3 separate regions of the Homo sapiens genome follow, and all the other regions are linked to region 2. Evidence: chromatin contacts called from ENCODE Hi-C data. All regions are on one chromosome and are shown on one strand. Each heading gives the region's core, a stretch centred on a gene start or an enhancer-like site at or near the end of the contact. The rest is flanking DNA. Distances are from core to core; before and after follow the strand shown.

Evidence for each region. Hi-C counts contacts between places; a loop is a spot of excess contacts on that map. Pooled maps may share reads with other maps.
Region 1: a loop to region 2 is called in a pooled map, with 35 times the contacts of the local background. The contact joins the enhancer-like site here to the promoter of PPP2R3B in region 2. A Hi-C loop is called at or near these places in 2 of 37 single-sample maps with no recorded cell type and 7 of 50 pooled maps.
Region 3: a map of ascending aorta shows a loop between it and region 2 (8-fold over the local background). The contact joins the promoter of DHRSX here to the promoter of PPP2R3B in region 2. A Hi-C loop is called at or near these places in 2 of 168 maps with a recorded cell type or tissue (ascending aorta and naive thymus-derived CD4-positive, alpha-beta T cell), 1 of 37 single-sample maps with no recorded cell type and 9 of 50 pooled maps.

What each region holds. Positions count from the first base shown.
Region 1 is chrX:2,628,400-2,631,417 of GRCh38, forward strand. It overlaps the pseudogene CD99P1. Among named protein-coding and RNA genes, the nearest start is that of LINC00102, 15 kb to the left of the region's middle. Within about 2 kb of position 1,757, at least 11 of the 41 ENCODE cell types and tissues checked have a DNase peak (open chromatin) inside an H3K27ac peak, as active enhancers do.
Region 2 is chrX:385,522-388,428 of GRCh38, forward strand. PPP2R3B (protein phosphatase 2 regulatory subunit B''beta) reads right to left here and starts at 1,386. Exons shown (of 13, transcript NM_013239.5): 1 at 847-1,386. The coding sequence starts at 1,170.
Region 3 is chrX:2,499,374-2,502,246 of GRCh38, forward strand. It overlaps DHRSX (dehydrogenase/reductase X-linked), which reads right to left and starts at 1,603. Exons shown (of 7, transcript NM_145177.3): 1 at 1,444-1,603. The coding sequence starts at 1,552. ZBED1 (zinc finger BED-type containing 1) reads right to left here and starts at 1,603. Exons shown (of 2, transcript NM_001171136.2): 1 at 1,444-1,603.

The DNA of each region.
Region 1 (3,018 bases), core at 507-3,006, 2.2 Mb after region 2:
TTTGCAAGATTCAGTGCATGGTGAGAGAAGCAGGCAGCCGCTGACATCCAGGGGCTGGCCTGGCTCCCGCTACCTGGCTTGGGGTTTCCTGTTGGACCTAAGAAATGTCACAGACAGGACATTTTTAAAGTCAATAAGAAATGTCAGACAAGAGCACTGTGATGAAGTCAAGAGACCGTGGGTTGTGCTTTGGCTGGTTCTTGATTTATTTCTGCTCAAGGCAATCAGTATGCCAAGGTGGCATATTTCAGAGTGTCACGTAATGATCTACATTCTTATTCAGGGTGGGGTGTCCTGTACCCCATCAACTGGAAGGTTGTAGCACTTCCTGCTTTCTAGACATGGTAAATGAACTCCCTGGGTCACTGGGAAAGTTGTAGCACTTCCTGCTTCCTGGAGATGGTAAATAAACTTTCTGTGTCACATGGGAGGTTGTAGCACTTCCTGCTGCCCAGAGATGGTCAATGAACTTCCTGAGTCACTGGGAAGGTTGTAGTACTTCCTGCTTCCTGGAGATGGTAAATAAACGTCCTGGGTCACTGAGGAGGTTGTAGCACTTCCTGCTTTCCTAGAGATGGTCAGTGAACATCCTGGGTCACTGGGGAGGTTGTAGCACTTCCTGCTTCCTAGAGATGGTCAATGAACTTCCTGGAGATGTTAAATAAACTTCCTGGGTCACTAGCGAAGTTTGTAGCACTTCCTGTTTCCTGGGGATGGTAAGAGAACTTCCTGGGTCACTGGGGAGGTTGTAGCACTTCCTGCTTCCTAGACATGATAAATGAACTTCCTGGGTCATTGGAAGGTTGCAGCACTTTCTAGTTTAGAGGGACATTATAACACTTCCTGGTTTATCTGGAGATTGTAATGCTTTCTGATTCATAGGGACATTGTAAAACTTTCTGGCTCACATTGTTACATTTCCTGGTTCAAATGGATAATAGTAGCACTTCCTGGTTCACAGGGACATTGTGACACTTCCTGGTTCTTATGGGTAATTGTAGCATTTCCTGGTTCACAGGGACATTGCAACGCTTTTTGGTTCATACACATAATTGTTAGCACTTCCTGATTCCCAGGGACATTGCAACACTTCCTGGTTCATAGGGATAATTGTAGCACTTCCTGTTTCATAGGGACATTGTAATACTTTCTGGTTCATACGAATAACTCTAGTACTTCCTGGTTCATATAGATAATAGTAGCAATTCCTGGTTCACATGGACATTGCAACACTTCCTGTTTCACAGAGACATTGCAACACTTCCTGGTTCATTCTGATAATTGTATAACTTCCTGGTTTGCAGGGACATTGTAACACTTTCTGGTTCATATGGATAATAGCACTTCCTGGTTCATAGGGACATAGTAACATTTCCGGGTTCATACATACGGATAATTGTAGCACTTCCTGGTTCATACGGATAATTGTAGCACTTCCTGGTTTGCAGGGACATTGCAATACTTCCTGGTTCATATGGATAATTGTAGCACTTCTTAGTTTTTAGGATCATTGTGACACTTCCTGGTTCATAGTGACACTGCCACACTTTCTGGTTCATATGGATAATTGTAGAACTTCCTGGTTCATAAAGACATTTGGAACCGTCTGGTTCATAGGGATAATTGTAGCACTTCCTGGTTCATAGGGACATTGCCACACTTCCTGGTTCATCTGGATAATTGTAGCACTTCCTGGTTCATAGGGAAATTGTGACACTTTCTGGTTCATAGTGACATTGCCACACTTCCTGGTCCATGTGGATAATAGTAGCACTTCCTGGTTCGTAGGGACCTTACCACACTTCCTGGTTCATCCAGATAATTGTAGCACTTCCTGGTTCATAGGGATATTGCCACACTTTCTGGTTCATATGGATAATTGTAGCACTTCCTGGTTCATATGGATAATAGTAGCACTTCCTGGTTCACAGGTACATTACAACACTTCCTGGTTCATTCAGATAATTGTAAAACTTCCTAGTTTGCAGGGACATTGTAACACTTTCTGGTTCATATGGATAATTGTAGCACTTCCTGGTTCATAGGGAAATTGTGACACTTTCTGGTTTATAGTGACATTGCCACACTTCCCGGTCCGTGTGGATAATAGCACTTCCTGGTTCGTAGGGACATTGCCACACTTCCTGGTTCATCCAGATAATTGTAGCACTTCCTGGTTCATCGGTAAATTGTGACACTTTCTGGTTCATAGTGATATTGCCACACTTCCTGGTTCATAGTGACATTGCCACACTTCCTGGTCCATGTGGATAATAGTAGCACTTCCTGGTTCATAGGGACATTGCCACACTTCCTGGTTCATCCAGATAATTGTAGCACTTCCTGGTTCATAGGGATAGTGCCACACTTCCTGGTTCATAAGGATAATAGTAGCACTTCCTGGTTCACAGGTACATTACAACACTTCCTGGTTCATTCAGATAATTGTAGAACTTCCTAGTTTGCAGGGACATTGTAACACTTTCTGGTTCATATGGATAATTGTAGCACTTCCTGGTTCATAGGGAAATTGTGACACTTTCTGGTTCATAGTGACATTGCCACACTTCCTGGTCCGTGTGGATAATAGCACTTCCTGGTTCATAGGGACATTGCCACACTTCCTGGTTCATCCAGATAATTGTAGCACTTCCTGGTTCATAGGGATATTGCCACACTTTCTGGGTCATATGGATAATTGTAGCACTTCCTGGTTCATATGGAAAATAGCACTTCCTGGTTCACAGGGACATTACAACACTTCCTGGTTCATTCAGATAATTGTAGAACTTCCTAATTTGCAGGGACATTGTAACACTTTCTGGTTCATGTGGAGAATTGTAGCACTTCCTGGTTCATAGGGAAATTGTGACACTTTCTGGTTCATAGTGACATTGCCACACTTCCCGGTCCATGTGGATAATAGTAGCACTTCCTGGTTCATAGGGACATTGCCACACTTCCTGGTTCATCCAGATAATTGTAGCACTTCCTGGTTCATAGGGATATTGCCACGCT
Region 2 (2,907 bases), core at 136-2,635:
AAGAAATACAGTGGGATTTTGGGAGGCCGAAGCGGGAGGATTGCTTGGACCCAGGAATTCCAGAGCACTCTAGGTAACATAGCAAGACCTCGTCTCTGCAAAAATAAATAAATAAATAAATAAACAAAAATTAGCCTGGCGTGATGGTGCACGCCTGTAATCCCAGCTACTGGGGAGGCTGAGGCAGGAAGTCCAACTGTGTTTGCGCCACTGCACTCCAGCCTAGGAGACAGAGCAAGACCCTGTCTCCAAAGAATTGTAAAATAAATAAAAAACGGACCAGGCGCAGTGACTCACGTCTGAAATCCCAGCACTTTGGGAGGCCAAGGCGGGAGGATCACTTGAGGTCAGGAGTTCGAGACCAGCCTGGCCCACATGGGGGAAACCCAGTCTCTACTAAAAATACAACATCAGCCAGGCGTGGTGGCACGTGCCTGTAAGTCCCAGCTCCTCGGGAGCCTGAGGCAGGAGAATCGCTTGAACCTGGGAGGCAGAGGTTGCAGTGAGCCAAGATCGCGCCATCGTACTCCAGCCTGGGCAACAGAGCAAAACTCTGTCTCAAAATTAAAACAAATTAAAATAATAAAATAAAATAAAATAGGAAGCCTTTCTACCTTTATAAATTGTGTGATTTTTAGGTTAACAACTGTCAATGACGGAATGTTCAGTACGTGGGACTTTCTTGTCTGTATGTGTGTGGTGGGGGGGGTCGGGGCGGGGAACAGACTCAATATGAAACCGTTTTGGGGTCTGACGCTCGCCCACCAGCCTCCATCGCGCAGCCACACGCCCACTATGCGACCAGAGCCACCTGCGCAGTTGTTAGCAGAAGGAAGAGTAACTTACTACTCTCGTCCCTGCGGATCTACGGGTGCCTCGAACGTGGGGCGCGTTCCTGGGGCTGGAGGCGGCGCCCAGGGGCAGCGCAGGGCCCGGCCCGGGGGTTCCCGGGGGTTCGAGCCCGCTGGGCCGGGGGGCGGCGAGCGGGGCTGTGGGCCAGGCCCCGGGCTGCTCCCCGTCCCCCGGGGTCGGCTGGTCCCGCCCGGGCGCCTTGATCCGGCGCAGGCAGTCCTGCAGCATCCGCTGCGTGCTGGCCTCGCTGAGCCAGTACAGGAACAGCTCGTCCACCTTCATCTTCAGGACCGGCTGCAGCACTTTGCCGGGCGGCATGGCGGGGGCTGGGCCCGCGGCGCCCCCGGACGCCCGCGCCCCGCCCCGCCCCGGGGGCTTCGGTCCGCCCCGGACCGACCTCGGTGATGCGAGCACGGCCCGCTGAGGGGGCGCGGCGCAGGGAACAGGGCCCGCGCCTCGGGAACTGCGCGGACTCGCGGGGCGCGGGGACCGAGGAGGGGGCGCGGTCCGGCCCGCGCTGCTCAGGGCAGCTTCAAAACGGGCGCGCCGGCCGCGCTCCCAAACAAGGGCGCCCGCGTTCACGTCACTGCGTCGCGTCATCGCGACGATGTCATCACGAGGCGACGCCGCCGCTAGCCACGCGCGCCCCGCGGCCCTCGGAGCTTTTGCAGGAGGCTTTGGTGGGGCCGAGCGGCTGCGGTGAGGACGAGGGAGGGGCTGTGGCGGCCGTACCGCCCGAGCTCTTTCTGCGTTTAGGATTTTTAGAGGCGCGGCCCATGGCGGCGTGGCAGTCCTAGAGCTGCGGAAATGCGAGCATGCGCAATGCGTGCCTGCCAGAGCGAGGAGAGGGTGGAACCTCCGCATGGAGCATGCGCCGTGCATAGCGGTGGAGGAGCGGAGTTCGGGAGGCCGGTCGGGTGAGCGTGCGCAATGGCTGCCCGCGGGGCGCAAGCCAGAGGCTGGGAGGTGTGTGAGCGGGTGGGGCTGGAGGACGGGAGTGCGCCTGCGCAGTGGGAGGCACCGGGAACGAGCGAGCATGCGGGGTGCGCGCCCGCCGAGCTCGGGAGCGAGCGTGCGTCCTACGGGAGCGCGCGAGGAAAAGATCAAACTTTTCAATAACAGCGGGCTACCTGGGACCCAAAGGGCCCCGTTTACTTTAGCTTTGCTTATCAAACAGTAGAGACAGGTTGGAGGAGTTGGACCCCTTTAAACGTTGGTGTTCAGGGATGAGCGTGAAGTGCGTTGAAAATTGCAAAAATCATCCACGTCCAGGGAGGTGACATTAGTTAAATAACTTTACCCAATGGTCGTTTTTGTTTCTGCTTTTAACAGTATCCATAAAAACACTGCATTATCATCTGTCTGGCACACATGCACCTGTTTCCTTTACATCTTGCCCCGCTTTTTATTCATTTTTTATCAAAATAGGGTTTCACCTGGTGTTGCACCCTGTTAGAGAGTAATTTCAAGGTCTTTTATGAGCCAGGTTCTCCTACTTCTGAGCTGCATAAATCGAGCCAGACTCAATAAGTAACCCTTGGCCGGGCGCGGTGGCTCAAGTCTGTAATCCCGGCACTTTGGGAGGCTGAAGCGGGCAGATCACGAAGTCAGGAGTTCGAGACCAGCCTGGCCAGCATAGTGAAACCGCCCCCACCATCTCTACTAAAAATAGAAAAATTAGCCGGGCATAGTAGCGTGTGCCTGTAGTCCCAGCTACTCGGGAGGCTGTGGCGGGAGAATTGCTTGAACCCAGGAGGTGGAGGTTGCAGTGAGCTGAGATCACACCATTGCACTCCAGCCTGGGCGACAGAGCCAGACTTTGTCTCAAAAAAAAAAAAAATAACTCTTTTTTTAGTTTTATTTTTTTTTTGAGTTGGAGTCTCGCTCTGTCGCCCAGGCTGGAGTGCGATGGCAAGATCTCAGCTCACTGTAACCTCCGCCTCCCGGGTTCAAGGGATCCTCCTGCCTCAGCCTCCCGAGTAGCTGGGATTACAGGCGCCCGCCACCACGCCTGGCTAATTTTTGTATTTTTGGTAGAGACAGGGTTTCACCGTA
Region 3 (2,873 bases), core at 353-2,852, 2.1 Mb after region 2:
AAAACTGTTATTTTTGAAACAAAGTATCATTTAACCTAACATGGAATTAACATTCCCTTTATTCCAGTTCACAAATAATTGTTTACAGGTTTCTAGGTTTAAATTGAGAATATGGGCTGGGCACAGTGGCGCTCTGTCTGTAATCCCAGCAGTTTGGGAGGCCCAGACTGGAGGATTGCTGCAGGCCAGGGGTTCAAGACCAGCCTGGGCAACATGGTGAGATGCCATCTCTACAAAAAATTTAAAACATTAGCCAGGCGTGGTGGCTCACGCCTGTAAACCCAGCACTTTGGGGGACCCAGGTAGGAGGATTGCTTCGGCCCATGAGTTTCAGACCAGCCTGGGCAACGTAGCAAGACCCTATTGCTACACAAAAAAATTAAAACATTAGACAGGTGTGGTGGCTCACACCTGTAATCCCAACAGTTTGGGAGGCAAAGGAAGGAAGATCGCTTGAGCCCAGGAGTTCGAGACCAGCCTGAGCAACATAGCAAGACCCCGTCTACAAAACTTTAAAACATTAGTCGGATGCAGTAGCTGGTGCCTGTAATGCCAGCACTTTGGGAGGCTGAGGCAGGAGGACTGCTTGAGCCCAGGAGTTCGAGAGTAGCCTCGGCAACAGAGCAAGACTTCATCTCTACTTCCTATTACAAAAAATAATAATAATAATAAATTCTGAACCTGCAAATCTAGGAACAGAAGTTATCTGCATACACAAAACACAGTGGCGGTCATCACTGATGAGTTCAGACAGTGAACGAGTCCTGCAAAGTTGGAGATCTGTGACTCAGAGATGTTTACAAAGGCCAAGGAAACAAAGTTGCCACTTAACGGGCCTGCCCTCCCCACCAGACCTCCGTGGCTCCCCAGTGCCCGAGAAGCCGCCTCTGGGCCCCCTCTGGAGACGTCCTCCGGAGAAGGGCCCATCCTCACTTACCCTGGGGTGGGTAGGGGTCGAGGTCCCTGGGACGCCCGCTCCTCCCCTCCGGGGCCTGGCGGGGGCGCGCGGTCACTGGCCGACCGCAGGCGGCAGGCAGAGCCGCCTGATGTCTTGGGCGCGGGGCGTGCGAGCCCCCGGGTCCCCGGCCATGGCCCGGAGGTGTCAGGGTGCGCGGGGGGGCGGCTGCACGGGGGCTGCTTGGTTGGAGCCCGACCCGGGACAGGCGGGGAGGCCACACGCGCGGGGAGGGAAGGGTCGGGCCGGGTCGGGCCGGGCCAGGCGCGCAGAAGAGCCGGCGGGGACGGAAAGCGCGGGGCGGGGAGGTCCCAGCGCGCACGCCGCCCCCCCCCCACCCCCGGCCACACCTCGACCCCCGCCCAGCCCCACTTCCGGGAGCGCCACCGCCTCGCCAAGGTCACGCGGAGCCCCCGCGCCCCCGCCCCCGAGCCAGCCCGCGCCCACCCGGGTCCCCGGAGCCCTGACCCCTGCCCCGCCCCGCTGACCTGGCTCCAGGAAGCCCCCGCGGCAGCGCCGCAGCAGCTGCGCCAGGATCACCGCGGCGCCTACCGCGTAGACCCGCAGGGCCGCCCGCGCCGCAGACAATGGCGACATGGCTGCCCCGGCCGCGCCGCCGCCGCTTCCGCGCCGCCCGCGGGACTCTGCGCCCGCCCGCCCGGACGGACGGCGGAAACGCGCGCGCCCCGGACCGCCCCCTGCCCGCCCCGAACCGCCCCGGCCTGCGGGGAACCCCCAACCCCAGACCCCGCCCGGGCCCTCTGGGATCCCGCACCGCCTGCAGGACTGGGGACCCCGAGCGGACAACCGACCCCAGCCAGGACACCCCCCCCAGGACCACAGACTCCAGCCAGGAACCCCCCCCTGCAAGGACCATAGACTTCAGCCAGGACCCCCCCCCCCAGGACCACAGACCCCAGCCAGGACGCCCCCAGGACCACTGACCCCAGTCAGGACCCCCCCTTCAGGACCACAGACCCCAGCAGGGACCCCCCACACACACCCCCAGCCAGGACCACAGACCCCAGCCAGGAATCCCCCCCAGGACCACAGACCCCAGCAGGGACCCTCCACACCTCCTCCAGGACCACAGACCCCAGCAGGGACCCTTCCCCCTCCCGGCAGGACTGCAGACCCCAGCAGGGATCCCCACCACCACAAGACCAACAGCCCCAGCCAGGACGCCCCCAGGACTACAGACCCCAGCCAGCACCCAAGTCAGATCCATAGACTCCTCCCAAGAACACCCCCCAGGACCCCAGACCCCTGCTGGGACCCCCAAGACCACAGGCCCCCCCACTGGGGCACGCCCAGACACCCCACCAAGAACCCCACCAGGACTACAGACCTCCACCAGGACTCCCCAGTACCACAGATCCTCCCAGGGCCCCCCAGGACCACAGACCTCCACTGGGACCCCCACCACCAGGACCCCTCTCCAGGATCACAGACCCCTACTGGGGCCCCCTTCTAGGACCTCCACCTCCATCACAACCACCCCCCGGACCACAGGCCCCAGCCAGCACCCCACAAGACCACAGACCCCTGCCAGGACGCCCCCCAGGACTACAGACCCCAGCTGGACTGCCTCTCCAAGACCCCACACTCCAGCCAAGACCATGGAACCCCATTCAAGCCCCAGCCAGGACCCCCACCATGGGATCACAGATCCCCTACCCAGACCCTGCAGGGGACCAGGACCACCACGGGAACCACCCTCCCCATCTTAGCCAGAATCATGTAACCCCACGCAGACCTCAGCAGGGACCACAAGGACTTGGACCCCATAGGGAACCCCAGACAACCACCCAGAGCCATGCCAGGATTATGGACCAGGACTCCCACAGAGGACTCTGAACAGCTGTAAGGACCATGGACCCCACACCCTAATTCGTACTGACACCACAGAACCTGCCCC